2 separate regions of the Homo sapiens genome follow, and region 2 is linked to region 1. A link is a loop called in an ENCODE intact Hi-C map of the cell type or tissue named here. Cell type or tissue: ovary. All regions are shown on one strand. Links, peaks and the distances in the headings refer to the core of each region. The heading gives the core; the rest is flanking DNA.

Evidence for each region. Peaks named below come from ENCODE experiments on the same cell type or tissue, not always from the same donor. Only the 100,000 strongest peaks of a DNase experiment are listed, where the experiment ranks them.
Region 2: a loop joins it to region 1, with 4 times the contacts of the local background. A loop is called at or near these places in 2 of 110 quality-filtered maps.

What each region holds. Positions count from the first base shown.
Region 1 is chr21:43,324,478-43,339,214 of GRCh38, reverse strand. It overlaps LOC124905027 (putative uncharacterized protein encoded by LINC00322), which reads left to right and starts at 9,350. Exons shown (of 1, transcript XM_047441057.1): 1 at 9,350-10,996. The coding sequence starts at 9,609. The coding sequence ends at 10,517. It overlaps LINC00322 (long intergenic non-protein coding RNA 322), which reads left to right and starts at 7,176. Exons shown (of 3, transcript NR_103713.2): 1 at 7,176-7,359; 2 at 12,975-13,056. RefSeq lists enhancers at 6,014-6,543, 6,544-7,074, 9,559-10,445 and silencers at 9,866-10,028, 10,560-10,760. In ovary, for the core only: no CTCF peak of the experiment used is centred there; a DNase peak (open chromatin) is centred at 6,962; H3K4me3 peaks cover 557 bases; H3K27ac peaks cover 2,890 bases.
Region 2 is chr21:43,695,732-43,710,468 of GRCh38, reverse strand. It overlaps LOC124905030 (a long non-coding RNA gene), which reads left to right and starts at 7,169. Exons shown (of 2, transcript XR_007067894.1): 1 at 7,169-7,806; 2 at 8,477-8,737. RRP1B (ribosomal RNA processing 1B) reads right to left here. Exons shown (of 16, transcript NM_015056.3): 16 at 14,390-14,737. RefSeq lists an enhancer at 2,708-3,241. In ovary, for the core only: no CTCF peak of the experiment used is centred there; no DNase peak of the experiment used is centred there.

The sequences.
Region 1 (14,737 bases), core at 2,699-10,698:
GGAGGCAGCTGCAGAGGCGGCAGGAAGGAAGAGTGACTGAGGCTGCTGTCGTGCCAAGGATCCAGACCTGGAAGGAAATGGGGTCACACAGACCCTGGAAGGAGCTGGGGTCCCAGGGGAGGGAAAGTGCTGTCTCAGCCCCAGTTGGGCTCCACGCCAGAAACTCACACTTCCTTTCCAGCCACACCTGTGCAGTGAGGCCAGTTTCCTCCTGCCTGGGACAGTGCCCCCCACCACAGCCTGTGGCCCCTGCTGGGGTTTGTCCGGGCACCCCTGAAGCTCAGGAGTGGTGGACTCTCCGGAAGGAGCTGGTAGAGAAATGACAGAGTCCCACCCGCCTGCTTCTGCAGACCCTCCCGGGGTACAGGCACCCACTCTGGGCTCCCGTCCTGGAGTCAAGGGAACAGGAGAGGCCAGCCCAGGATGCAGTGAGGTGCCTCCTTGTCCCCTTGCTCTGGGGGTTGCTTTCTTTGGAGGTCATGACCAATGGACAGCAGGGGCTGGCGCTCCTCACGCCCATCCCATCAGAGGCTTCTGAGCTGGGAAACCAGGGAGCTGCTTTGGTGAAAATAGAATGGGGTGGGAGCAGGGGAAGGACAGGATGGGAATCAGGAGGGGATGGAGGCAGGGAGGCGGGCCATGCACAGGAGAGAGGAGCCAGCCTGGAAGTTCCCCACTGCCCTGGCGTGGCGTGGCGTGGCGTGGTGGGTCCCCGTGGCCAGGGGCTTTCTTTGCCCTCTCTCCAAGGCTCTCGGACACCAGAGTTCAGCCAGACCATCACAGCCTGGGGCAGTCAGGACAGGTTCTGGGGCCCGCAGCAGGTCACCCCTCCAGCATAGCACCTGGCCTATCTGATTCCCGGGATCTTTCCTGCCTTCTCACCACCTCTGGGTTCTGGAGCTTGCCCAGGCCCCGTCTGCCTGAAGCCTGGCTTTCCTGCAGAGCCCCAGGATAGGCCCCAGCCCTGAGTTCAGCCTGGACACTGCGGGCACAGGTAACGCCAGACACTTTGCCGTGGTGCTGGTCTTGCACAGGTGCTGCTGGGATTCCCTGGCTGTGTGTGCCATCCTGGCACACTGCAAGACAGACACCTCTCAGAGTCTGGGCAGGAAACAGATGGCCCACTCGTCAGGGGTGTTTGAAGAGATTTGTTTATGAAAAGAGCATTTTCAGAGGTGTCGGCAGGTTGAGGGAAAAACACCAAGGGGCCTGTTGTAGTGGAAGGCGTGACCACGCCCAGGACCAAGGAAGCAAAAGAAGGAAAGCTGTTGCCAGAACAGGGGTCAGAGCCCCGGGGAGGGGCCACCTGGCAGGAGGGTGTGCTCCTGGAGGGACGTGGTCAGAAGGTCCCTCCTGTCCTGTCTGTCCTTCCTGAATCTGATGTCCTGCCACCATCTTTGATTGGCTGAAGCCCCAAACAGAAGCCCAGAGGTGAAGGAGCCTAGAGGGAGAAGTCACCTGCCTAGCGGGCAGCTTTCAGAAGTGCAGTACAGGTGGCAGGAAGAGGGATGGAGAGAGGAAGTGGGGCAACCAGAAATATCCAGTCCTTACCCCCGAGAGTAGTAGCTAGGTGGTGGTAGTGATGGTGATGGTGGTGGTGGTGATGGTGGTGGTGATGTTGATGGTGGTGGTGGTGATGGTGATGGTGGTGGTGGTGATGGTGGTGATGGTGATGGTGGTGATGATGGTGGTGATGATGCTGCTGATGGTGATGGTGGTGATGGTGATGGTGGTGATGATGGTGGTGATGATGCTGCTGATGGTGATGGTGATGGTGGTGGTGATGGTGGTGTTGGTGGTGATGGTGGTGGTGGTGGTGATGGTGGTGATGATGGTGGTGATGGTGGTGGTGATGATGATGGTGATGGTGATGGTGGTGGTAGTGGTGGTGGTGGTGATGGTGATGGTGGTGGTGGTGGTGTTGGTGGTGGTGATTGTTGTGGTGGTGTTGGTGGTGGTGATGGTGATGGTGGTGGTGATGGTGATGGTCATGATGGTGATGGTGGTGATGGTGATGGTGGTGGTGTTGGTGGTGGTGGTGATGGTGGTGGTGGTGATGATGATGCTGATGGTGATGGTGGTGATGTTGATGGTGGTGATGATGGTGGTGATGATGCTGCTGATGGTGATGGTGATGGTGGTGGTGATGGTGGTGTTGGTGTTGGTGATGGTGGTGGTGATGGTGGTGGTGGTGATGGTGGTGGTGATGGTGGTGATGGTGATGGTGATGATGGTGATGGTGGTGGTGGTGGTGGTGATGGTGGTGGTGATGGTGGTGATGATGGTGGTGATGATGGTGGTGATGGTGGTGGTGATGATGGTGGTGATGGTGATGGTGGTGGTGATGGTGATGGTGGTGGTGGTGGTGATGGTGGTGGTGGTGGTGGTGATTGTCGTGGTGGTGTTGGTGGTGGTGATGGTGATGGTGGTGGTGATGGTGATGGTCATGATGGTGATGGTGGTGATGGTGATGGTGGCGGTGTTGGTGGTGGTGATGGTGGTGGTGATGGTGGTGGTGGTGGTGGTGGTGATGGTGGTGGTGGTGATGGTGGTGATGGTGGTGGTGTTGGTGGTGGTGATGGTGGTGATGGTGGTGATGGTGATGGTGGTGATGCTGATGGTGGTGATAGTGGTGGTGATGATGGTGGTGATGGTGATGGTGGTGGTGGTGGTGATGGTGATGGTGGTGGTGGTGGGGTTGGTGGTGGTGTTGGTGGTGGTGATGGTGATGGTGGTGATGGTGATGGTGATGGTGATGGTCATGATGGTGATGGTGATGGTGATGGTGGTGGTGTTGGTGGTGGTGATGGTGGTGGTGATGGTGGTGGTGGTGATGGTGGTGGTGATGGTGGTGGTGGTGATGGTGGTGATGGTGGTGGTGTTGGTGGTGGTGATGGTGGTGATGGTGATGGTGGTGATGGTGATGGTGGTGATGCTGATGGTGGTGATGCTGATGGTGGTGATGGTGGTGGTGGTGATGGTGGTGATGGTGGTGGTGTTGGTGGTGGTGGTGGTGATGGTGATGGTGGTGATGATGTTGGTGATGGTGGTGGTGATGGTGGTGGTGATGGTGATGGTGGTGATGGTGGTGATGATGTTGGTGATGGTGGTGGTGATGGTGGTGGTGGTGATGGTGGTGATGGTGGTGGTGTTGGTGGTGGTGGTGGTGATGGTGATGGTGATGGTGGTGATGGTGGTGATGGTGATGGTGGTGATGGTGGTGGTGGTGATTGTAGTGATAATGATGGGATGATAGTGGCGATGGTAGTGGTGGCAGTGGTGGTGTTAGTAATGTTCTCACTCTTGTAAATAAAGCTGGCCATTTTCTAGAGAAAGCTCATGGCATTTGCTATCTGCTTTCCAACCACCTGCAGAAATCATCATCCGTGCTCCCCATTTCAATCCTGATGGGGCTACCTGCATGATCAGGGGTGCACTGGACCCCAGGAGGTCAGCACTGGCTAGGATGAGTCCTGTCAGCCCTCAGCTCACTGTCCAGCCATGGCCCACACTGCTTTCACTGCATCCTTGTCTTTCCCCGAACCACTGACCACAGGCCACACACCCTCTGACCAGCTCTGTGCCCACTGCTGACCCATTGGCATTTGGGTTCCTTATGTGCCAAGGTCCCGATAAGCACTCAAAGGAAGTTGTCTCTGGTGGGGCTGCCCTCCCAGACCCCCTCCTGCCCTCTCCTACCCCAGCTGTGGTTCACCTGAGGACGTTCACTTCCTCTTCTTGCCCCTCAGCCCCTCTTGGGCCTCGCTCCCCTCCCCCAGAAGCACCACCTGGTCTAAGGAGTAGCTTCTCTGCCCACAGCCAGGAGGTGGACGGTGAGTCTCTCTTGACACAACTGGTGTCCCCAGGGTCGGGGGGTGCGTGCCTGCTGCTGACGGAGCGCCCATGACTGCCTGGCCTGCACACACTCACTCACTGCTCCCTGCCTCTGAGAGGTGCAGCCCCGGAGGGCTCTGTGTGATGTCACTCGATCACTCTACACCAGACTTTATTATTATTTTTTTGAGACGGTATCTCAGTCTGTCACCCAGGCTAGAGTGCAATCTTGGCTTACTGCAACCTCTGCCTCCCAGGTTCAAGCGATTCTCTTGCCTCAGCCTCCCAAGTAGCTGGGATTAGAGGTGCCTGCCACCACACCCCACTAATTTTTGTATTTTTAGTAGAGACGGGCTTTCACCATGTTGGCCAGGCTGGTTTTGAACTCCTGACATCAAGTGATCCACCTGCTTCGGCCTCCCAAAGTCCTGGGATTATAGGTGTGAGCCACCGTGCCCGGCCTACACCAGACTTAAGTACACACACACACACACACAAATATACATGCGTGCTGCACACTCCACAGACATACACACATCCACACACGCATAAACACACACTCACACAAGAACATACACGCACATACTGAACATTCATGCACAAACACACATAATATGCACTCACACAACACAGAGCACACGTACATAACATACAAACACATACGTATGCTGAACCACACACAAATACAAATGCATGCACACAATGCTCATGCATATACACATAACACACACACAAATCACACATGCATGCACCATGCTCACAAGCACATACAAACAACACACGTACATACACTCTCAAACGCACACACAGACACACCCCCGGCGTTTTTCCATCACGCTGAGGGTGGGGTGGAAGTGCCCAGGCTGGAAGCTGGGGGATAGGAGCCTTCTCATCTAATTTCTTCCTGGTTTCAGGACCTGGGCCACAGAAGCAGCCTCACCATCAGACTGCGGCCTTCCTGTGGTGGTCAGGGTTCCTGGGGGTTGGTGGGGCTTCTGCTGACAGAGAGAGGGACGTGAAGGCTCACGCATGACCAGCGTGTCTCCAGCTTCAGGAGACTGAGGAGGACTTTGAACCCTTGGGAGGACTCAAAATTGGCCCTGGAGTCCTGAGGAACTTTTTCCTACAGGGTGGGGACCATTGGGGGAGATGCCAGATAAACATTTGCAAGACTTTTCCTGGGTCTAGGAATTAAAAGAGATTTGTCAAGGCAGTGAGTACTCTCCATGGCTCCTGGGTGTCTCTGCAACCCCGCTCGCCCCTGGCCTCCGGACTGTGTCCCCAACTGCTTCCTTCAAGTGGACATCCAGTAAATGTCTCACGAGAGACATCCCTCCTGCCCTGAGTGCACAGCCGCTCCCGCCTCCCATCCCTGCACACGGCCATCCCCCTCTTGGGTGGTGACAGAGCCATCCTTCCAGTTGCTCAGAGTGAATCGCGTTCTCCTGGTTTCCAGGAACCCCATGAGCTCTGTCATCGGAATGCATCCGGAATCTGCCCACTTCCCTGCCTCGCTGGCCTGGATGACTGCACGAGACTCCTACAGTTTCCCATCCACCCCCGCCGCCGTCTGTGCTCCACGCGGAAGTCACAGCAGTCGAGGGAGCTCCACGCTGCTGGGCTCACGGCCTCCAGCGACTGTCTCCTGATCAAATGCCGCCAACAGCCAGGTGGAACTGTGACCCCCGGCTCCCGGCTGCCCTGTCAAAGCTCTCAGGCTTCCCTATACTACGAGATGCACTTCTTCCCCCTCCCTTTGCTCCCCCACTAGGGCATCCACTCCGCGTAGGTGCAGGCTTTGTCTGTTTTGCTCACTGGTGAGGAGGAGGACGAGGAGGCGGAGGATGACGCTGTGCCCAGCCCCGGCCTGCCCTGAGGAGGTGCTTAGTAAATATTTGTTGAGAGAATGAATGCATGGAATGCATTTCTATTTCCAGCCCCAGCCAGGCTCCTGGAAGCGCAGAAACAGGAGCAGATTTGCAAAGGAGGAGAAAGCCCGGACGTGGAGGGCTCGAAGTGGGCTTGAACTGCTGGAGGTGCTAAGAAACGGTTTCCTTCCTCCTCAGATCTCTCCGCAGTCTGCGACAGGCCAGGTTTCGCAAACAGCTCATCTGGCTGGGTTAAGAGGGGCCAGAGAGGGTCTGGGGTCGGGGAGGGAAGGCTGAGGCTCCAGCCTGTCCCTGCAGCTGCTCGGGTTCCAAATGCCTGGAAGCCTGGACTCGTTCCCACCCAGCCGAGGCAGGCTGCAGAGAGCTGACTCCTTTAAGCTGGCCCCGGCATTTACCCCAGAGCCACAGGTTCTGCCCCGGCTGCCCTGAGGCTGGCCTGGTGGGGGTGGCGCCCCCCCACCCCCCGCAGCGTGCCCCTCCCCTCCACACAAGCGAGCCCAGCCTGGCCCCCTCACAGTCACACGCCCCTTGAGGAGGCCCCTCCACGAGTCACAAGGCAGAGTTTCCATTGGCGTCAAATGTACGTGGATGCTGGATCTGGGACGGACAGGAGCCAAGAGGGGAGAAGCCAGTTTTAGAAAATTCACATGCCTGGGGGTCACAGAGGGCAGACCCCCAAGGGCACCGCATCCCCATGGTAGGGGTGGGAGTGGCCCTTGGGGCATAGACCCAGTATGTGTGCACACTCTCCCTCTCTGTCACTCCCACATATGCACATGCAAACACACGCAAACACAAACACACATGCACACAAACACACACAAGGAAACACACGCACACATGCACACACAAGCACACACTCATGCACACACGCACACAAAGCAAACACACGCACACACATGCAAACACACACACCTCATATCTCTGTCTACAGTGGAGACAGACCTCCCACATATATGGCAGGAGACAGGAGTCCGTGATTCCTGGGTCTGAAGTGCCTACGTGTGTACCCCACACTGCACAGTGTACGATGCCTGCTATGCTCCTGGGACAGCATGTGGGGCGGGGCCTCCCAGGCATGAGAGATGGAAGATACTCGAGTGGGCATGTGAGGCCCAGAAAGCAAGCGCGCTGCTCCGAGTGATGTCATTGTGTCTACAGTGCTGTCGGGCCCTGGTGATCTTCGCCTTCCCAGACAGTTTCCTCTTCTCTTCGTCACAAAACCCTGTTTGTTTTGTTTAAGAAAACCCGCCTGCTGACTCTTACGTAGTGTCATGTATTTTGTTGTCTGTGTTTCTAGGGCTGCTGCCAACCTCGGGGTGATCATGTGACCCCAAGGCTAGCCAGCAAGAGGACCTCATTCCTCCACCACAGACAGCAGGACAGGGGTGGGCATGGGGCCCGAGCCCACACAAAGCCCTGCCTGGGATTTTGCTGAAGACAGAAGCACCCTGACCCTCCAAGTTGGGAGTTTCGAGGACCCCCTGAACTTAGAGCTCCTGGGCCGTCTTTCCCTGAGAATGAAGCCAACACAGGCAGGATTGAGCTTAGAGTCTGAATTAGATGGTGCCTAGTGACCGCCTCTGAACTCCTGGACCCAGCTACACCTGAAGCCACTCTACCCCACATTTTCTAGGCAAGTCAACCTGCAAACGCCCTTCTTTTCTGAAATGAGCTTGGGTTGGGATTCTGTCACTTCAACCAAAAGGACCCCAGCCATGCAATGTTGCAATATCGAAGTAGGATGGTCTAGGCTTTATGAGTGGCAGACCGAGGCGGGGCAGGAAGATGGAGGCTTTCTGGCTCCCAACAGGTGGAAGAGGGGAGTCTCCGGGGTGGCCAGATACATCTACAGACTCACTTGCCCCTGGGCTGTTCTCCAAAACCGCCGTGGAGGTGGGACTCCGACCCATCTGAGCCTCTTCCTGACCTGGACCACCTGGGACAGCTGTGTTTACAGCATCTGGGCCCTTGAGCGTGAGTGTCCCACCTCCCCGTAGGATCAGGCCCCTGGGAAGGCAGGGGCCGATTCTCTTTCTTCCCTCTGTGGCAGTCCCCCCATCCCATCACAGAGCGCCATAGACGACAAGCTGTGGCCGTCGGTCTGGGGGTTCGAGCCCCCAGGCCCCACTCCACCCACTCCGAGGATTGGCTTGGTGGGGCCGGTGCTGGCTCCCAGAGGCTGCAGGGCTCTGGAAGGAAAGGCCTTCTGCAGAGCAGGGCCCCTGTAGCCTGGCCGCCTGACCAGCCTGTGGGGAGGGAGGCGGCGGTGGGAAGCCCCTTGCTCTGCTGGCGCCCCTCCCAACGCCCAGGGCCTCTTTACCCAGCATTTCTCTGCCGCTGTGACTGTGCCTAGACCTCGAGCTCAGAGAAAAGGCTGTTGCTGCCGGCTCAGCTGAAACCGCCTGGTGCTTTCTATAGAATCTTTGTGAGGAGCTATTATAGAAGGGACTGTTATCAAAGAATTAATTACGGAAACTAAGGACTGCACAAAAATAATTATTTCCAAACAATGAGTGTACAGCCCTGAGAATTCCAGTGGGAGTGGTGGCGATCTACCCGGGTCTGTGGGCCTAGCCTGGGGTCACCGTACGTCGTGGCCTGTCTCCCTTCTTCTCCGGATCCCCCACCCCAGGCCACGTGCCTCAAGGGACATCTGGGATGGAGGAAGCCAAGGGTCAGGCTGAATCCTTCCTCGCCAAACATGGACACGATGCCTGGCACCCCCACTGAGAGTGGTCTGTGGTCCTCTCCGGTGATCACTACAGTGTCTCTGAGATATCATTGTCCCCATTTCCCAGATGGGAAAACCGAGGCTCCAAATGGCTAAGAAACATGCCCAAGTGTCTGAACCTGCAGGCAGCGGGCTGGGGCTCAGGCCTCGGTCTGTGTGGCCTCCTTAGTCAGTGGGGAGTGGGTGTGAGGGAAGCCCAGGTGACACTGGCCCAGCAGGACACACAGGACAGCAGGTGCAGAGGAACCCGCACCGAGGGACCCCACCCACAGGCAGCAGTGGCATCTGCGGCAGGGAGATTTACCTCTGTGCTCCCCGCACTGTCCCATGAGTTGTCCAAGGACTGGGACCTGGGGTTGGGAGGGACACACAGCAGCCGTTGGCTGTGTTGCCATGACACGACAGAGGTTCCAGCCACTAGCACAGGCCGCCTGTCCTGGGGAGACAGTCCTATTTGTAACATCTATCTCAGCCTGAATCGGGGAGACAGTCCTGTTTGTGACATCTGTCTCAGCTTGAATCGGGGAGACAGTCCTGTTTGTGACATCTGTCTCAGCCTGAATTGGAGAAGGTTTCCTACAGCAGAAGCAGACCCAGAGCAAGGGCATCCCTGATTCGGGAGGAAGCTGGCGTGCCGAAGGTCACCAGCAGGCACTGTGGACCCAGCCTTTGAGCTTGGACCCCGCCTGGCCCACAAAGCCCCGTGCTGCTTCCCAGGGCCCACGCGCAGGTTCCCGGACCTCCAGCTGCACCCTGGAGGGGGTGAGGGGGGCTCACTGTGTGGCGTGTGCCAGGTGGAGGGGCTGGCGTGGGACAGAGGGATGGAGCTCGGGGGAAGACCAGCAGATCCCTGGACACACGGGGTGAGGCTGGGCTGTCTCAGATAGGCAGGACTAAAAGCAAGACAAGCAAGACAGAAGGGCTCAAGACTGGAGCAGCCAGGAAATTCTGTCCAAGCCGAGTCCCTGGGTTTGCGAGACTTCACGCCACCTCACAGGGGTCGTCTGGGGTTGTGGTCTCTGGCCAGGAGGGTGCGGGAGCCTCTTTCTTCCAGCTCAGCTCGTGCTACACCAGAAAGGGAAGGGCAAGAGCACCCCCTCAACCCAGAGGACCCCCAGATCAAGAGACCACCCAGGCTACAATCAACTCTGATGGCGCTTTTAATCACCCCAGCAGGAGTGGCGACTGTAAACAGACATTCAACAATTCCCAGTGACACACATACCTCCCGGGAAAAACCGCGTTTCCATAAACCTTGCAGAAACGACTTGGAGAGCTTGCTGAGCGAGGGCCGCCTGGACACCAGTGTGCAGACGCCGTGTCCTCAGCACCCCCACACTCAGCTGTCCTGCGAGCCCCAGCCCCTGGAACACTCCAGCTGCCTCTCCACTTGTCTGGCGGGATGTTTCCTCCCGGTGCCCTCATCACCCCACACCCACCCTCTTCTCCCGGGCTCCCGATGGCTCCCCCCACCACTTGCTCTGCTGATGGGTACACTCTCCCCAGGTCTGGCTGTGAAGCCATCCTGGGTGCCTCGGTTTCCCCTGCTGGCCAGGCAGTCACCAGCTACCTCAGTGGGAATGCCACTCTCTGCCGCCACCCAGCCTGGGTCAGTGGGACGCCTGCACTTTCCCAAGTTGCGTTCCTCCAGCCCTTTCTCTGGACACTCGGATGAGAACAAGGCTACTGGCCAAGGGCGTGAGAACAGGGATCAGCCTCAGAGACCATCCCATCTCTGTGAGTGTCCTGAAGCTGCCAAGCAAAGTGCCACCAACGGGGTGGCTGAGACCAACAGAAGTGTATTCCCTCTTGGTTCTGAGGCCAGAAGCCTGAGCTTAAGGCGTCAGGAGAGCCAGCCCCACTCTGGCAGCTCTAGAAGAGAATCCGTTTCTTGCTCTCCCAGCTTCTGGTGTTGCTGGCAACCATTAGCATTCTTGACTTGTGGCTGCGCTGCTCCCATCTCTGTCCCCGGGGTCACGCGGCCTTCTCCCCGGCCTTGCTGTGTGTCCCCTCCTCTTGTAAGACTCCAGTCACTGGGTTTAGGGCCCACACAAATCTAGTATGACCTCACCTTGACTTAATCACATCTGCAAAGGCCCTTCTTCCAAATAAGGTCATGTTCCCCATTTCTGGGTAGATGTAAATTTAGGGGAGCTGCTATGTAGCCCAGTGCCATCCTCCTACAAACCCCAGGATGGCCGAGGAATCCAGTCTCAACTGAGATGCATCAGGCTGCTTAGGATCAGAGCCCGGACCATACTGAGCACTCACATTCTCTCCTAATATTCTTTCAAGCATTCCAGCAACATCTATTCCTGGAAACCCCAGGTCAATCCCCCACCACCAGTGTTGCTGTTGCCTGGAGAAGAAAATGCTCCAGACCCCTCCTTCCCAGCCTGCTGGGTTCCCTCCAACCCAGGCCCAGCCCCCTTCTCCAGGGATTGATAAGACGCCATTTCCAGATATATTGTTAAGTGGCAAAAGCAGACGGCAGTACGTAGTGACACATCTTTTGTGTAATAAAGTGTAAGGATATGTATATGTGCGTGTTTATTTATAGATGCAAAAGAAAAGCACTGGAAAGATAAATCAGAAACTAATAAAAATGGTGACTTTACGTGTGTGTGGAGTTAGAAATGGAAGCTAGCTGCTCTGGAGATACTTGGCTTTAGTGTTTGAGTCCAGAACTATGTGAATGTTTCCCATATTCAAAACAATTTGAATTTGTTAAAATTTAAGTTTAAAAGAGAGCATCCTTAGAAAAGGAAACCAACAAAAGTGAAAATTTATATAGAGTTTGTAACATAACTAAAACAAAGACAAAATTATTTGAAGTAGTTTTACAGCACAGAATTTAGGCTTTTTTTTTTTAACTGGTGGCGCGTATTTTAAGGATAAAAAGAATGGCAAGGAAATCGTATGTATCATTCAGTAGGTCTTAGTGTTAGTGTTAAGTCTGGCATCGTTATTTAAATTTTTTCCTCTTCCAGGATAAAGCCAGTAAGTAATTATGTGAATGTTGTGAGGAACCAAAATTATTATTACTGAAAGAGAAAAAATTCACAAATATAAAATCCAATAGGTTAAGAGGAGCACTGTCATCTTAAATTTGAATTGGAAATGTTAACGTAATCTCATAACTTATTTATTCATTCTGATTGATTGATTGATTGATTGAGACAGGGTCTCACTCTGCCGCCCAGGCTGGAGTGCAGGGGCATGATCTTGGCTCCCTGCAGCCTGACCTCCCCAGGCTCAAGCCATCCTCCAGCCTCAGTGTCCTGAGTATTTGGGACCACAAGTATGCCACAATACCTGGCTGATTTTTGTATTTTTTGTAGAGATGAGTTTCACCATGTTGCCCAGGCTGGTCTCAAAACTCCTGAGCTCCAGCCATCCACCCGCCTCAGCCTCCCAAAATGCCGGGACTCCAGGTGTAAGCCACTGAGCCCGGCTGATCTCATGAAAGTGCTGGGATTACAGGCGTGAGCCATCATGCCTGGCCAGTCTCATGATTTGAAAACAAAATATGCATCTCCTAGTTCATGCCACTGAAAGGGAAGCTCTGGGAATGAAACTCGGGATCTGGCCTCCAGCCCTCCTCTTGCTGCTTGCTTGTCCCTGGAGTCAGGGGCATGTCTCCCACCACACAGAGGCAACACCCATGTGTCCCCAGTTGCACTGAGATACACCCAAGGGTGGTACCCACAAGGTGCACACACAGGGGACAGGTGACGTGCCTAACAGCAGCTAACCTGGTACACTGGTGTATGGGGGAGGGTGTAACGCCAACTGCGTTTTCCCCACTGACCTTGCCTGGACATCCCCCGCACTCTGAGACTCAAAACGTCTCTCATTCCTGATGTCACTGCTGACTGGCAGTGATGTCTAACTGGTCTCCTTCTCTCTTTCCCAGTGTTTTCCTGCCAACAGGAATTTAGATCTAAAGGCTTGGCGAGGTTCAGCTTCACTGCTGAACCAGAGGAATGAGATTCAGGTGGGAGATCCCGGGCAGTGGCTCCCCGGGCTGGCCTCTCTCAGGGCCTGGCCAGGGCTGCAGCTGCCCCACCCCAAGGTTCACCCCTCCCCAGTGTGGGGACTTGGAGCCTGACCTTGTCCCACTGGTAGGAGGGGACAGAGCAACGTTTTAAAGCAACAGGGGACATGAGGCATCTGTGGATTTCACTCAGATGTTTAGGAAATAACCTTGCAAGTGTGGAGATTCCTTTATGACAATATTCCCTACAAGTAATAAATCTATGATAGTGAAGAGTCGAAAACAACCCATATTTCCTAAAGCAGCACTGAAATAAGGCCATGTCAGAAAGGAATATTTAATGACATAGAGAAATGCTCTGATACATTAAATTGAAAAGGGAAGTAGGTGTACAGGATGGCTCCAATTTATATTACACTCTATTATGAAAAATAAGCTGGAAGAAGAGACACAAACATTTGTCAGAACTGACATCTGCCGGACGGTGGAACGGAAGGTGATCGTCACTTTTGTTTCATAGGACTTTCCTGTATGACTGCATGGCTAATAGCACTTCTCCTCGACACCGGTGCTGTTCTCGGAATCCTATCTAGAGCTTACAGGTGAGTTGTGGGTATTATGATTGACACTTTGCAAAAGAGGAAACTGAAGTTTAAATATCAAGGCAGCCCAGCTGGTGAGCAGCTGAGTCAGGATCCCAGCCCGAGGCTCTGCAACAACAGCACCCTAGGGGCACCGTGGTGGCTTGGGGGCCTCTGCACATGCAGCTTCTGGGCCCCACCCTGAGGCTTCCAGTGGGATTTGTCTGGGTGTTGGGAACTCTAACCATGAAACAGCTCCTCTATACCCAGCCCCATGGGTGAAGAGTGAGGTCTGTTCCCCTTGGGCCCTGACAGTGCCCAGGCCAGGGGGCCAGTCCTGGGAGTGCCCGCCCAGCCCTGAGCCCCAGCAAGTCCAGCAGAGCCCATGGATGGTGGGGATCCCAGCCTTCCACTCACTGCATGCCTTGGGGTGAGCCTCGAGGTGGATCCAGCCCGGGGAGCCAGTGCCTGGGTTCTTCCACCTCAATCTCACTCTTCTGGTTAAGCACTGGCTTCTTCCGCTTAGGTCCCTGGGAATAAGAGACGCTTTAGATAGGGGATCACATTTTTGGTCTCTCTGAGCCCCGCCGGGTGCTTTCCATGGACTGTCTCCTTGCACCACCCACTTTACAGATGAGAGGACCTAGAGTGGGGACCTGGCCAGGGCCACATGTGGTGCAAGGACCAGGCAGGATCTGAATGCAGGCCTGTCCATGTTGAAAAGTCCTGTGAGCACCAACCGCAGTGGTGACCAGAAGGCAAAAGTAGCATTTGAAGCCAGGGATGTGCAGACGGAGGCCAGCGCCCAGGAGACTGGCCTGCACGTGGTGGCCTCAGCTTCCAGAAGGTCCTGTGGGCACAGGGCTCTTGGCTGACTCAGAGCTGGTGGACGCAGAGGTTAGCTCCCTGCCATGCACAGCCAGGCCCTGACCCAACTTTGGTCCCTGGGGACAAGAGGGGCTGGGAGAGCCCTGCCCACCCAGGGGGCAGGCAGTCACCCCAGCGTGGAGGCTGGTTCTGCCCTTGGGAGGTGGTTCCTTTGGCTGGACCAGAATGTCTGCAGATGATCAGGAGAGGGCCAAGGGTTGGGGGGTGCCCCATGTGCACCCTGAGAATTGCACCAGGCACAGAGAGCAACTTCAGCCCTCCTTGTGCAGAGCTGCAGCGTACAGTGCCAGCCCTCGCTGGCCCTCACACACACAGGATGCCCCAAACATGGCTTGAGGCCTTGCAAAACATTAGGAACCGGGATGTCTGAACCCTGTTGGCTTCCGCGGTGTCAGAGCCTCACCCCAACCAGAAGGCGCATCGGGGACGTGGTCATGCGGTGTCTCCCTGACCTGAGAGTGACTCGGGAGGCTGCAGTCAGACCCCGGCGGCCCGGCCTGCGGGGTGACAGTGCTCAGAGAGGGACCCTTCAGCTCCTCCCTGCCAGGGTGGGGGGGGCTCTCTTCTCTGGGAGCAGGAGGCCTGGGGGGCAGGGGTGGGGTCCCAGCAGCCTCTCCCCCAGCGGCATGGTGTATGGCTGCGGAAGCCCTGGGTCTGTTTCCTTGTCTGTGACATGGGGCTGATGGCAGTGCTTCCCCTGCTCAGGGAAGACAGAGGCACAGATGGGGAGAGGCGGCCAACAAGCCCAAGAGCACCAGAGCCACCAGGAGCTGCAGGAGGCAGGAGGGACACCCCTCAGCCTTCAGGGAGGGTG
Region 2 (14,737 bases), core at 4,611-12,610, 370 kb before region 1:
GCCTGCCACCACACCCGGCTAATTTTTGTATTTTTAGTAGAGATGGGGTTTTATCATGTTGGCCAGGCTGGTCTCGAACTCCTGACCTCAAGTAATCCGCCCGCCTCAGCCTCCCAAAGTGCTGGGATTACAGGCATGAGCCACTGCGCCCAGCCTTTTTTCCTTTTTTTTTTTTTAAATAGGGTCTTGCTCTACCACCCAGGCTGGAGTGCAGTACAGTAGCACACATCAGCTCACTGCAACCTCTGTCCCCTGGGCTAAAGTGATCCTCCCGCCTTAGCCTCCTGAGTAGCGGGTACTACAGGCGTGTGTCACCATGCCGGGCTAATTTTTGTACTCTTTTTTTATTTTGTAGAGAAGAGGTCTCACCATGTCGCCCAAGCTGGTCTCAAACTCCTGAGCTCAAGTGATCTGCCTGCCTCGGCCTCCCAAAGTGCTCAGATTACGGGTGTGAGCCACCACAACTGGCGAAAGAATTCTTAAAACTCAACAATAAGGGAACAACCTAACCAAAAAATAGGCAAAAGATCTAGACACCTCACCAAAGAAGATATACAAATGGCAAATACACATATGGAAAGTTCTGAACGCCATGCCATGAGAAAAGTACAAATTCAAACAATGAAACATCGCTAAGCACTGCTTACAATGGCTGAAGTCCAGAACACTGACAACACTGGGTGCTGGCGGGACATGGCACTCTCCTTCATTGCTGGTGGGAACACTGTAATGGTGTAGCCACTTTGGAAGGCACTTTGGTGGTTTCTTAGAAAGTAAACATCTTGGCCGGGCGTGGTGGCTCACGCCTGTAATCCCAGCACTTTGAGAGGCCGAGGTGGGGGCGGATCACCTGAGGTCAGGAGTTTGAGACCAGCCTGGCCAACATGGTAAAACCCCATCTCTACTAAAAATACAAAAATTAGCCTGGCATGGTGGCAGGCACCTGTAATCCCAGCTACTCGGGAGGCTGAGGCTGGAGAATCGCTTGGACCCAGGAGGCAGAGGTTGCAATGAGCAGAGATCATGCCACTGCACGAGTGAAATTCCGTCTCATTAAAAAAAAAAGAAAGAAAGAAAAAAGAAACTAAACATCTTACCTTATAATTCAGCAGTTGCACTCCTTGATCTTTACCCAAAGGGTTAAAAACTTATGTCTACACAAAACCCTGCACACCAATGTTTATAGCAGCTTTAGTAATTGTCAAAAACTGGAAGCCACCAAGGTGTCTCTCAGTAGGTGAATGAATAGACAAACTGTAGTGTACATTTGCAATGGAATATTATACAGCAATGAAAAAGAGTGAGCCATCAAGCCATGAAGCGATAGTGAGGAAACGTTAGGTGCACATTACCAAGTGAAAGACACTGATCTGAAGAGTCTGCCTACTGTGTGACTCCAACCAAGTGACATCCTGGAAAAGGTAAAACTATGGAGATAATTAAAAGGTCAGGAGGCTGGGCGTGGTGGCTCATGCCTGTCATCCCAGCAGGCGCGGTGGCTCATGCCATTATCCCAGCAGGCACGGTGGCTCATGCCGCCATCCCAGCAGGCGCGGTGGCTCATGCCGTCATCCCAGCAGGCGCGGTGGCTCATGCCTGTCATCCCAGCACTTTGGGAGGCCGAGGCAGGTGGATGTTTGAGCCCAGGAGTTCAAGACCAGGTTGGACAATATAGTGGGGCCCCATCTCAAACAAAACAAAACAAAACAAAAAAAACCCAAAAATTAACCATGTGTGGTGGCACACCCCTGTAGCGTAGACCTAGCTATTTGAGAAAGGCTAAGGCAGGAGGATTGCTTGAGTCCAGGAGGCAGAGGTTTCAGTGAGCCAAGATCATGCCTCTGCACTCCAGTCTAGGAGTCAGAGCAGACCCTCTCTCCAAAAAAAGAAAATGGTCAGGTGTTGTCAGAAGGTTAGGACAAGGGGGAAAGGAAAGGATAGGAGAAGCACAGTGGGCTTTAGGGCCAGAAAACGACTTTGTGTGACACTGTGATGGTCAAGGGGGAAAGAAATGGATATGAGAAGCACAGCGGGCTTTAGGGCCGGAAAAGGACACTGTGATGGTCTGCACATGAGATTAGCATTTGACAGACCCAGAGAAGGGCCCATCATGAGTGACCCCTGATGTGAACCAAGTGAACTCTCCTGTAAATAATCACATAACAGCAGGACGGCACCACACAGCTGGAATCGGCTATAGGGTGTGCACCAACTCACCTGCTGAAAAAAGAAAAATAAACAGCAAAATAAAGTAGAGATATTCATATGCTAATACGTTTAATTTTATTTTACTTTTTTGAGACAGGGTCTGCTCTGTCACCTGGGCTGGAGTGCAGTGGTGCCATCAGGGCTCACTGCAGCCTCAACTTCCTGGGCTCAAGTGATCCTCCTGCTTTGGCCTCCCAAGATGCTAGTATTACAGGCATGCTCCACCATGCCCAGCTAATTCTGTAATTTTCTTTGTAGAGACAGTGTATTAGACTGTTCTCATATTGCTATAAAGAAATACCTGAGACTGGGTTATTTATAAAGAAAAGAGCTTTAATTGGCTCACGGTTCTGCAGGCTGCACAGGAAGCTTGGCTCTGGCATCAGCTTCTGGGGAGGCCTTGGGAGCTCGCACTCATGGTGGGAGGCGAGCAGGGAGCAGGCGCCGCAACAGGGCAAAAGCAGGAGCAAGAGAGTGAGGGGTGGGGGTGCCACACACTTCTACACACCCAGTTCTCCTGTGAACTCAGAGCAGGGAGCTCAGTTGTCGCCAAGGGGATGGCCCCAGCCATTCTTGAGGGAGTCGCCCCCATGACCTCCACCTCCCATCAGGTCCCACCTCCAGCACCAGGGATCACATTCCAACATGAGATTTGGGCAGGGACCAATATCCAAGCTATATCAGACAGGGCTCACTCTGCTGCCCAGCCTGTCTTGAACTCCTGGCATCTCGGCCTCCCAAAGTGCAGACAGTACAGGTGTGACCCACCGCGCCCAGCCTGTGACTGCATTTTACTCCAGTATATGACTATTCTGTGGCTGTCTTCAGCCAGCTGTGTTCTCAGTTAATGGACATTTAGGTAGAGTCACCACTTTTTCACTATGGTGGAATCTCTTCTAACTTGCACGAATTCAACTGAAGGTGTGCAAACCCCCCCACCCAAGAAAAAGGGAGCACAACAACCCGTTTAAGACTGTAAAGTCGGCCAGGCACGGTGGCTCACGCCTGTAATTCCAGCACTTTGGGAGGCCGAGGCGGGCGGATCACGAGGTCAGGAGTTCGAGACCATCCTGGCTAACACGGTGAAACCCCGTCTCTACTAAAAAAAAAAAATACAAAAAATTAGCATGGTGTGCTAATTTAACAAAAAGTTAGGCGTGGTTGTGGGCGCCTGTAGTCCCAGCTACTTGGGAGGCTGAGGCAGGAGAATGTGTGAACCCGGGAGGTGGAGCTTGCAGTGAGCCTAGATTGCGCCACTGCACTCCAGCCTGGGTGAGAGAGTGAGACTCCGTCTAAAAAAAAAAAAAAAAGACTATAAAGCCGGTCAGGCACGGGGCTTATGTCTGTAATCCCAGCACTTTGCGAGGCCAAGGCGGGAGGATTGCTTGAGCCCAGGAGTTCGAGACCAGCCTGGGCAACATAGGGAGACCCCGTTCTCTGCAAAAAAGTTAAAACAAACAAAACCAAACTGTAAAGCCAGTGAGTCTGGCTGCTCCTGGCCTCTGTGGGTATATGGGGCTCGTGAGGCATGTCGGGAGCAAGGCTGTGGTTTGCCATACGACTCATTTTCTATGTTTGCTTTTATATGATAGAAATCATACTGTTTTTCAATTAAGCTTTATTTTTTATCTAATGATGCAAACAGTTCTTTTTTTTTTTTTTTTTTTTGAGTCAGAGTCTTGCTCTGTTGCCCAAGCTGGAGTGCAGTAGCGCCATCTCGGTTCACTGCAACCTCTGCCTCCTGGGTTCAAGAGATTCTTCTGACTCAGCATCCTGAGCAGCTTGGGATTACAGGCGTACGTCACCACACTGGGCTAATTTTTGTATTTTTAGTAGAGATGGGGTTTCGCCACGTTGGCCAGGCTGGTCTCGAACTCCTGACCTTAGGTGATCCACCTGCTTCAGCCTTCCAAAGTGCTGGGATTACAGGCATGAGCCACTGCACCTGGCCTCAAATTCGTTTTTATGTTTGTTTTTTCTTTCTTTCTTTTTTTTTTTTTTGATACAGGGTCTCACTCTGTTGCCCAGGCTGGAGTGCAGTGCCACGATCTCGGCTCACTGCAACCTCCGCCTCCCAGGTTCAGGCGATTCTCCTGCCTCAGCCTCCCGAGTAGCCGGAATTACAAGCATGTGCCACCATGCCTGGCTAATTTTTGTATTTTTAGTAGAGACAAGGTTTCACCATGTCTGCCAGGCTGGTCTCGAACTCCTGACCTCAGATGATCCACCCGTCTTGGCCTCCCAAAGTGCTGGGATTACAGGCGTGAGCCACCACGCCTGGCCCTATGTTAGTGTTTTCCTTATAGAAATCTTATTTTTTTCAATTAAACTTTATTTTCTATCTAATGATGCAAACAATTTTTTAAAGCAAAATAATAAGATCTTTAATGGAAAACAGCATTCCCTTCAGCAGGCTCTCCATCTGCATGTCTCATTCTTGATACAGGGACCACCTTTAACTCGTAGAGCTATTTATTCTGACTATTTATGTATTTGTTTTCTTTTTCTTTCTTTCTTTTTTTTTTTTTTTTTTGAGACAGAATCTTGCTGTGTTGCCCAGGCTGGAGGGCAGTTGAGTGATCTTGGCTCACTGCAACCTCCGCCTCCTGGGCTCAAGCAATTCTCCTGCCTCAGCCTCCCAAGTAGCTGGGATTACAGGCATCGGCCACCCTTCTGGGCTAATTTTTGTAGTTTTAGTAGATATGGGGTTTTGCCACGTTGGCCAGGCTGGTCTCAAACTCCTGACCTTAGGTGATCCGCCCGCCTCGGCCTCCCAAAGTTCTGGGATTACAGGCATGAGCCACCACACCCAGTCTATTTTTTTCTTTTCCAACTTTTATTTTTAATTCAGGGATGCAGGTGCAGGTCTGTTTCCTGGGTATACTGCGTGATGCTGAGGTTTGGGGTGCGAATGATCCTGCACCCAGGTACTGAGCATAGTCTCCGGCAGTTGGTTTCTCAGCCCTTCCCCGCTCCCTCCCTCTCCTCTCTGGTGGTCCCAGTGTTTACTGTTGCGGTCTTTTATGTCCATGGGCACTGATGTTTAGCTCCCACTTGTAACTGAGAGCATGTGGTCTTTATGTCCATGGGCGCCGATGTTTAGCTCCCACTTGTAACTGAGAGCATGGGGTATTTGGTTTTTAGCTCCTGTATCGATTCACTCAGGACAGTGGCCTCCAGCTGCATCCATGTTGCTACAAAGGACATGATCTCGTTCTTTTTCGTGGCCGCGTCTGTGTTTGTGACCGCAGGAGTGCTGTCAAGCTGAGAGGCTCTCTCATGTTTAAAGTTTTTTTTTTTTGAGACGGAGTCTTGCTCTGTCGCCCAGGCTGGAGTACACTGGCGCGATCTCGGCTCACTGCAACCTCCACTCCCCAGGTTCAAGGGATTCTCCTCCCTCAGCCTCCCGAGTAGCTGGGAATACAGGCGTATGCCACCACACCCAGCTGATTTTTGTATTTTTTAGTAGAGATGAGGTTTTGCCATGTTGGCCAGGCTGGTCTCGAACTCCCAACCTCAGGTGATCCACCTGCCTCAGCCTCCCAAAGTGCTGGGATTATAGGCTTGAGCCACTGTGCCCAACCTAAAGATGTATTTTTTTAATAACATAGCCTCTACAAAATACAAGTCAGATATTTTTTCTTGGCACTGGACCCAATAGAGAGCGCCTCCCAAAGGAGCTCCTGAGGGCAATCTTGGGTCTACCCAACTGCTAGAGACTGAGTGTGTCCCCCCAAATGCATAGGTTGAACCTAACTCCCAAGGTGAGGGTATCAGGATGTGGGGTCTTGGGAGGTGATGAAGTCGTTGCGGGGAGCCCTCAGGAATGGGATTTGTGCCCTTGTGAAAGAGGCCCCAAAGAGCTGCCTGGCCTCTCCCAGACACCAGATCTGCCGGTGCTCCATCTTGGACCTCCAGCCTCCAGAACTTTGAGAAATCAATTTCTGTTGTTTATAAGCAGTTTATGGTCCAGTCAAGTGCCACAAGTCCCATAGATAGTCCCATACATGATGACACCGTATTTTTTTTTTTTTTTTTTTGAGATGGAGTCTCGCTCTGTCACCCAGGCTGGAGTGCAGTGGTGTGATCTCGGCTCACTGCAACCTCCGCCTCCCCAGTTCAAGCGATTCTCCTGCCTCAGCCTCAGAAGCTGGGATTACAGGCATGTGCCTCCATGCCCAGCTAATTTTTGTATTTTTAGTTTAGACGGGGTTTCACCATGTTGGCCAGGCTGGTCTCGAACTCCTGACCTCAGGTGATCCAACCGCCTCGGCCTCCCACAGTGCTGGGATGACAGTGTGAGCCACCGCACCCGGCTGGCACGTTATTTTTTATGCCTTTTCTGTATTTAGATACACAAGAGCTCACCACTGTCAAGGGGGCCCACAGTATCTGGTGCAGTGACATGCTCTGCAGGTTTGTAGCCTGGGAACAGCAGGTTACAGCACAGGGCTGAGGTGTGTCACGGGCTGTGCTAGCCGGGTTTGTGTGAGTGAATGCTGTGAGGTCTGCACGACAGTGATATCGCCCGAGCATGCATTTCTCAAAACAGATCTCACTAGGCGACCCATGACTGTACTTGCTATAGCAGCCAGCACAAACCAAGCCACTTCTGGGAAACTCCATCGCCAAATACCATCCCTCTGGGGATTAGGTTTCAACACATGCATTTGGAGGCCTCAGACATTCCACCTCTAACAGCCTCCATGTGGCAGGTCTGGGCCAGAGCTGGGCAGGAAAGGGGAAGGGCCTTCTGGCTGAAGGGTCCCCACAAAGAGGCCAATGAGTGGGTCAAGAGCGTGGCAGTGTGAGGAACTGAAGACAAGCCCCGGCGAGGTGGGGCTGTGACCGGGGCTGAGCGGGCAACAAGTGGGGACTTTGTCCAGCAGGTTCAGAAAAAGCTGTCACGCAGAACACATCTGGCGGCCACCCCTGCCCATGCCCATCTTATAGCGTTTTCATCAGCAGATTTCAGCACATAATCATTTAAGATAAAGTTGCCCGCTCAACTGTGTTAAAAATAAGTAGCACTGCCTGCAGTTGCTTGTGGGGAACAAAAGCAACGTCTCCTTTCACCCGCAGAAAGCCCGTGATAGGGGGCGGGGCTGAGTGTCAGTCTGCACCTCTGCTGAGTTCTCAAGGTCGGCGTGAATGATTTGCCAGGACGTGGCGCTGCGGTGGCGATCGGGGCCACTCGGGAAAGGTACGAATCAAATAGGAATCAAATCCGGTAGCTGTCAGTTCAGTACATTTTCAACTTTTATTCTTAAAAACCTGGGTGGAGAAATAATTGTAGGATTTAAAGATTGACGGACTGAAGCCTTAATCACCAGGCAGTGACTAACGCCAGAAAGAGCTGCGGCAATTTTTAGACTGGGTTCAGAAAGGCACCGAGTCCTAGGAACAAAAGGCGGGCGCAGGGCCCTCCGGGAAGACACAGGGGCTGAATCGCAACAGGACGCAGGCGGCTCACCGTTCTCTCCACACGGACTCTACTTCCTAAAAGGGAATCGCACCAGCATAACCTGCAGAGAAGGGGCTTCAGCTGCCGTCTGCGGACCCCCTACACCCCCACTCAACGCCACCTCCAGCCCCCAGGTAGGGCTGGCCTCCCTGCCTCAGCCCCTGCCAGAAGCCCGGGGCTGCCCTTTCCTGCAGCTGGGCCTGTCCTCCTGAGACAGCTGCCTGCTGGGCGTCGTCGTCCGTGCCAGCCACGGAGGCAGTGTCTCTTCTGGCACGTGCTCCCAAAGGAGCAGTGAAGAGAAAGTCAGAGGCTGCAGGGTGCCAAACCCCAGGGGGCTGGCCCTGGAAGCCTGGGACGCCTGCAAGGGCCAGGTTAGTGGAGGTGAGGACAGAGGCCCGCCTGCTGACGGGCTTCCCAGCTCTTCTCAGAAGGAAAACGTGCCCATGGAGATGAGGTGGATCAGGAAACGAGGAGAGAGGCCGACACGCTCTGGAAACCTCCCTGTCTTCTTTTCCCCATTCTCCCTGGGCCCTCCCCACATCAACCAGAAGCCGGTCCTCCGATCCTGCCCGCTGAGCCCAGGTGTGGGCCCCAGGCCTGGCTGCCCTCCCGCCTCTGGTCCATCCGGGCCTCTGACCCTTCCTTCCCCTGCTGCCTGGTGGGTGCTCTCCAGTGGCTCCTGAAGTGTGCACAGGACAAAGCCCAAACCCTGCCCACGGCCCCCACGGCCCCCATGGCCGTCCCTGGCCAGCCCCCCTACATCCTGGCTGCACTGGCTGTTCCCTCCTTTGTGCCTCTACTCAGGTGCGGTTCCCTCTACTGAGATCCCCACCCCGACTTGTTCTCTGGACAAACTTCCTCTCGGCTTTAGCTGTAGAATCGCCATGGCCAATATCATAGCTGCAACCACATGTGACTCCAGAGTGCCAGGCGACGCGTGCCATCAGCATACACGCCTGGTTTTGGAAACTTACTACAGAAAAAAAAGCCTGCAAAATATCTTAATACTTTTTAATATTAATTACGTGTTGAAATTATATTTTGGAAATACATTATTTAAAAAGATTGACAGTTTCTTTTTCTCTTTTAAAAAATGTGTCTACAGCCGGGTGCAGTGGCTCACGCTTATAATCCCAGCACTTTGGGAGGCCGAGGTGGGCGGATCATGAGGTCAGGAGATTGAGACCATCTTGGCCAACATGGTGAAACCCCGTCCCTACTAAAATACAAAAAAAAAATAAGCCAGGTGTGGTGGTGCGCACCTGTAATCCCAGCTACTCGGGAGGCTGAGGCAGGGGAATCGCTGGAATCCGGGAGATGGATGTTGCAGTGAGCCGATTGCGCCACTGCACTCCAGCCTGGCAACAGAGCAAGACTCAGTCTCAAAAACAAAACAAAAAGTGTGCAAGGAAATTGAAAGTGACAGCTGTGGCTTGCATGGTGTCGCAGGTCTCATCTCCTCTCTGGTCCCTGGACTCCAAGCAGTCCCTGTTGTCTTTCTGGCCTGTATCCCAGCGCCTGGCACTGCCTGGATACTCGGCGGGCGTGCCAAGCATTTTTATCAAAGGAGAGAGTGCCTGGGACTCCTTGATCTGCACCCACCTTCAGTGAGTCAGTGTGTGGGTGCGTCCGAGGATGGGGCCCTCACCTGGCTGCAGCTGTGTGTGTGTGTGTGGTTTTTTGTTTTTTTTTTTATTTTATGAGATGGGGTCTCAGTCTGTCACCTAGGCTGGAGTGCAGTGGTGCGATCTTGGCTCACTGCAACCTCTGCCCACTGGGCTCAAGCAATCCTCCCACGTTAGCTTCCTGAGGAGCTGGGACTACAGGTGCGTACCACCACGCCCAGCTAATTTTTTGGTATTTTTGGTAGAGTTGGGGTTTCACCATGTTGCCCAGGCTGGTCTAGAACTCCTGAGCTCAAGTGATCCGCCCTCCTCAGCCTCCCAGAGTGCTGGGATTGCAGGCAGGAGCCACTGCGCCCGGCCATCTGCAGCTGTTGCATGTGAGTGTGCACGTGCGTTCTGGTCGGGGCACTGGGGGTCGGCGTTCTGTAACTTTGCAGGCAGCCCCTCCTTTCCGGAGTCCCTGGGAACTTCAAAGCAGGAACGGAACATTCAGAGGCAGCAGCAATGTCCTGGTTCCTGCAGGCTTTGTAGGCTCAGAAAACAAACCTAAATCCAGTCATGTTTCTGCATTTAGCTTTATGTTTTTAAACAAAACTTTGGCTTGGCTTATGTTTCATTTATAGAAAAGCGGTACGTAGCTGGGAAGTTGGTACAATAATAGTTTATTCTCAGGCGCTGCAAAAACCAGCCATGTGTCTGCTGCCTGCTGTGCTAACCCTGGAATTTATTGATCTCTGTGGTCCTAGGTAGATCCACAGTTTAGAGACTAAAGTTAGATGACAATTTGTGCTTGAGAAGCAGGAGCTCTGGGGAGAAGATGATGTCTTCTTGGAGTCTGCTGTGTCCCCACGGTGCCGGCTCAGCACTCTGGCTGGGTTACAACAGGCCTCCTCGGGCTGCCCGCCTGGACACACAGGAAGACGCCAGCCCACGTGCTGCCCTGAGCTGCACTAGGACCAAGTCGGGGAAACCAGCCTGTGAGCTCTGGATTTGGGTCCTGATGCTGGGCCAAGGGGGGTTATCCCTTCCTAGAGAAAGCTGGAAAGCTGAGGTTGGAGTTGTCATAGCAACCAGGCCGTCAATCAGGGGCTGAGCACTGTCAGGGGCGTTGGATGTCCAGGACTTCCCACACAGGGGTCCCTGTGACAGAGTGGACAGGCCACAACCCTGCTAGATCATCCCCAGGGCAATCAGAAGCAACCCACTGGGCTGCGGGGTCAAAGTTATACACACTCTTCAAGAATGCAGTATCAGAAAAAATGAGGGGCAGACACTCTGGAAGAGAGACTTTAGACAAGAATCACTGCACATCCTTGGTTATTTCCCGGTAAGAAAAAATGTTTTGAGAACAACTAGGGGGAAATTTGAACGTGAACTTGTGTGAAGATGTCCTTGATCTAAGTTGGTTTCCTGTAACCATGGCGATGTAGTTATAGAGAGGAATGTCACCTGGTAATGCAGGCTGGAGTGTTTGAGGACACAATGCCATATTGCCCATAACTTATTTTTATTTTTTCCTTCGAGACAGGGTCTTGCTCTGTCGCCCAGGCTGGAGTGCAGTGGTGCAGTCATGGCTCACTGCAGCCTTAACCTCCTGGGCTCAAGCGATCCTCCCATCTCAGCCTCCTACTGAGTAGCTGGGGCTCTAGGCATGTGCCACCACGCCCAGCTAATTTTTGTATTTTTAGTAGAGACAGGGTTTCACCATGTTGGCCAGGATGGTCTTATCTCCTGACCCTGTGATCTGCCCGCCTCGGCCTCCCAAAGTGCTGGGATTACAGGCATGAGCCACCGCACCCGGCCGGGAATGGCACCTTCTAAAACGAAACATGCACATCCTCTGCCAGCCCAGTCTCTCAGGAACCTCAGAGACATCCTCACACCAGGGGGGACAGGTGACACGTTTGGCAAAACCTTAATCCACATAGAGCACGAGTCCACACTTATGAAATATCTAGAAACACAAAGTGCTGGCTGCCAGGTGCTGGCACGGAGGGGAGCGGGGCTGACTGCTCAGCGAGTGCGGGCCTTCTCTTGGGGTGATGAAATGCCTGCAGTAGATGGAGGTGTGGTCTCACAACATTGTCAATACACTAAATGTTGGAGACCAGCCTCAACACCACCCACAGCGTACCCGAAGTTCGGTGGCAACAAAGGAATGAGAAGAGACAGGTTAAGAGTTCATAAAGGTAGGAGCCAGGGGGCCAGTGGCAAAATGGAGGCTGCAAAAGGCACTGAGCTCTGGTCTCCACGCTATTTATTGAGTACAGTCACTTAGATCTGAGAAGCAGATGTTCAGGGCGAAACAGTGAAAGGGAGGCAGTGCGTCATAGGCGTAATCTACAGCAATACCGGTTTCAATGAATCTCCTTTGTGCTCAAACAGCGTATCTTTAACTTATCGGACAGGAGCTGGTGGGAGCGGGCTTAACCAGGAGCTCGTGTGTCTGTCCACAGTCCAGTGCTTCAAAGGAGTGTCCTTCTCCTTGAACACAGTGTTTACAGATAAGAGCGGGTCTCACTCTGAGCATGCGAACATGATGGCGATTAGGAGGCTTTCCTCCTCAGAGGCCTCTTGTGGCTTTCCACAACTTATTGTCCCATATTTTCATGGCCAGTTTATACAGGCATTCCACAAGCCCTTTTCCCAACACTAAATGCCACTGAACTGTACACTTTAAACAATGATTATGCCACTCGGCACAGCAGCTCACGCCTGTAACCCCAGCACTTTGGGAGGCCGAGGTGGGCAGATCACTTGAGGCCAGGAGTTCGAGTCCAGCCTTGGCCAACATGGCAAAACCCTGTCCCCACTAAAAATACAAAAATTAGCTGGGCGTAGTGGCGCATGCCTGCAATCCCAGCTTCTTGGGAGGCCAAGCCACAAGAATTGCTTGAACAACCCAGGAGGTGGAGGTTGCAATGAGCCGAGATCACACCACCTCACTCCAGACTGCGTGACAAAGACTGTCTTAAAAAAAAAAAAAAAAAAAAAGGTTATGTGAATTTCACCTCAACTTAAGAAGGGCTCTTGGCTTTTTTCTTTCAGCGTTTTGAGTATCTCATCCCTGCCTTCAGTGTATTTTTTTTTTTTTCTGATGAGAAGTCAAAAAAAAAATCTGAATCAGGTTTAAAAAAAATCTTAATCTTCCTGGGGTTCTCTTGTATGTGATGAGTCCTTCTCTGGCTGCTTTGAAGTTTTCTCTTTCAACATTTTGAGTTTCATCATTTCAGCTGTGTTTGGGGGAGGGTGTGGAGTTGCTTAGATGTGTGCAGTTTTTGATCAGTGTACACATCTAAGAAACTCTACACACTCCAAGGAAGATAAACTCAAAGCTGGCAAGTTTTTGGCCATGAGTTTTTTGAGTATTTTTTCTCCTGTGGTCCTGCTGCTGTGTGTGCTGTGGCACTTGGCGGTCCTGCATTTCTGAGGCTCTGTTCATCAATTTTTTTTTTTCAGATTACATAATTTCTATTAATCTACAAGTTTGCTGATTCTTCTACCGCCTCAAATCTACAATAACTGAAATAAAAACTTCACTAGAGGGTCTCAACTCTATTGAAGTTTTGATTTCTCTTACTGTGCTTTTTAACGTCTATATCTCTATTTGGTTTCTTTTAAAAATACCTATTGGTATTATTTGGTGAGACACTGTCATCATATTATCTTTTATTTATTTTTATTTTTGAGACAGGAGTTTCGCTCTTGTTGCCCAGGCTGGAATGCAGGGGTGCGATCTCGGCTCACTGCAACCTCTGCCTCCCAGGTTCAAGAGATTCTCTTGCCTCAGCCTCCCCGGCTAATTTTTGTATTTTTAGTAGAGACGGGGGTTTCATCATGTTGGCCAGGCTGGTGTCGAACTCCTGACCTCAGGTGATCCACCCGCCTTGGCCTCCCAAAGTGCAGGGATTACAGGCGTGAGACACTGCGCCCGGCCCCATCTTTTATTTCTTTAAATATAGTTTCTTTTAGTGATGGGAACATATTGATAAGGGCTGGTTGAAGTTTGTCTGCTAAGATCAGCACCTGGGTGCCCTCAAAGCCAGTCTATTGCCTCTCTGCTCCTTGTGTATGTGACACTCTTTTGTTTCTTTGAATGTCTTACCTTGTTTTTGTTGAAAACTGGACATTTTAAATAATACATTACAACAGATTTCCTTCTTCCTCTAGGGCTTGTTTTTTTTTTTTAAAGACAGGGTCTCATTTTGTCACCCAGGCTGGAGTGCAGTGGTATGATCATAGCTCACTGAAGCCGTGACCTCCCAGGTTCAAGCAATCCTCCTGCCTCAGGCCCCCAAGTAGCGGGGACTACAGATGCACGCCACCACGCCTGGCTAATTATTTGTTTTTTTTTTTTTTTTGTAGAGACACGGTTTTGCCATGTCGCCCAGGCTGGTCTCAAACTCCTGGACTCAAGCGACTTGCCTGCCTAGGCCTCCCAAAGGGCTGAGATTACTGGGGTGAGCCGCCGCGCCTGGCCCAGGGTTTGTTTTTGTTTGCTTGCTTGTTCAGTGTCTGTCTGTGGACTTGTCTGGGATCCAAAGAACAGGTGAAAAATTTGTTTCGGGGAACACGGGCCTATAAAGACTCCGCCATGCCTGTACTCTGCTTGCCCAACACTGACCACACCCACTGCCAACACCCAGAACAGGCTGTCTGCTGGGTACCAGCCCACCCGTGCCCGCCTCACCCTAGCTGCAGCCTCCCTGTGCCCGCCTCACCCAGCTGCAGCCTCCCTGTGCCCGCCTCACCCTAGCTGGAGTCAGTTTCTGGGCTGCAGTGGGAGATCTCCACCCGGGACACTGGCACTTCTCCGCTCATCGTCACAAGCGTAGGCCTGTGGAGTGATGTTTTAGACACGATAGTGAGCAAGGGCATTTGTGCGCAGTGAGGCCTGCTTCAAGCACTTGGAGACGATCCCCGGAGCAGCGCCCCCACCGGCTCTGGCAGCAGCAGAGAGATGAAGAGAATGGTACCCAGAGTCTTGTTTTCAAACCCGACCAACACCAATATCTTCCCAACTCTGCTGTGCTGGAACAGCTCCCAAAGAGGCCTATTTTTACCCATACTGAAAGTCAACATCAAACACAAATTGGAGGGCAAAGACTTTTTTTTTTAATTGGACTTGGCTTTGACGAGTACTGACAAACCCTGCAGACACTAGTACAATTTGATCGTAAACAAAGTCCTTGCCAGCATAGTCCAGCAAATTCTGATAAAACACATACAAAAGTTAAAAGACAGCTCGATTTCATCTTCCTCCCAACACCTGCAACTGTTTCCAGATTTTCTGTGTAGTCTTCTTTGTGCTTTCAGTTCAGTAAAAATTAGAAAGGATAACAAACTTGTAAAGTCAGATACCTAATTGTACAAAATTGACTAGACCATGGAGAAGGGGGAAGCATCATTTTACAAAATATTGTTAAGATCACCAGCATTA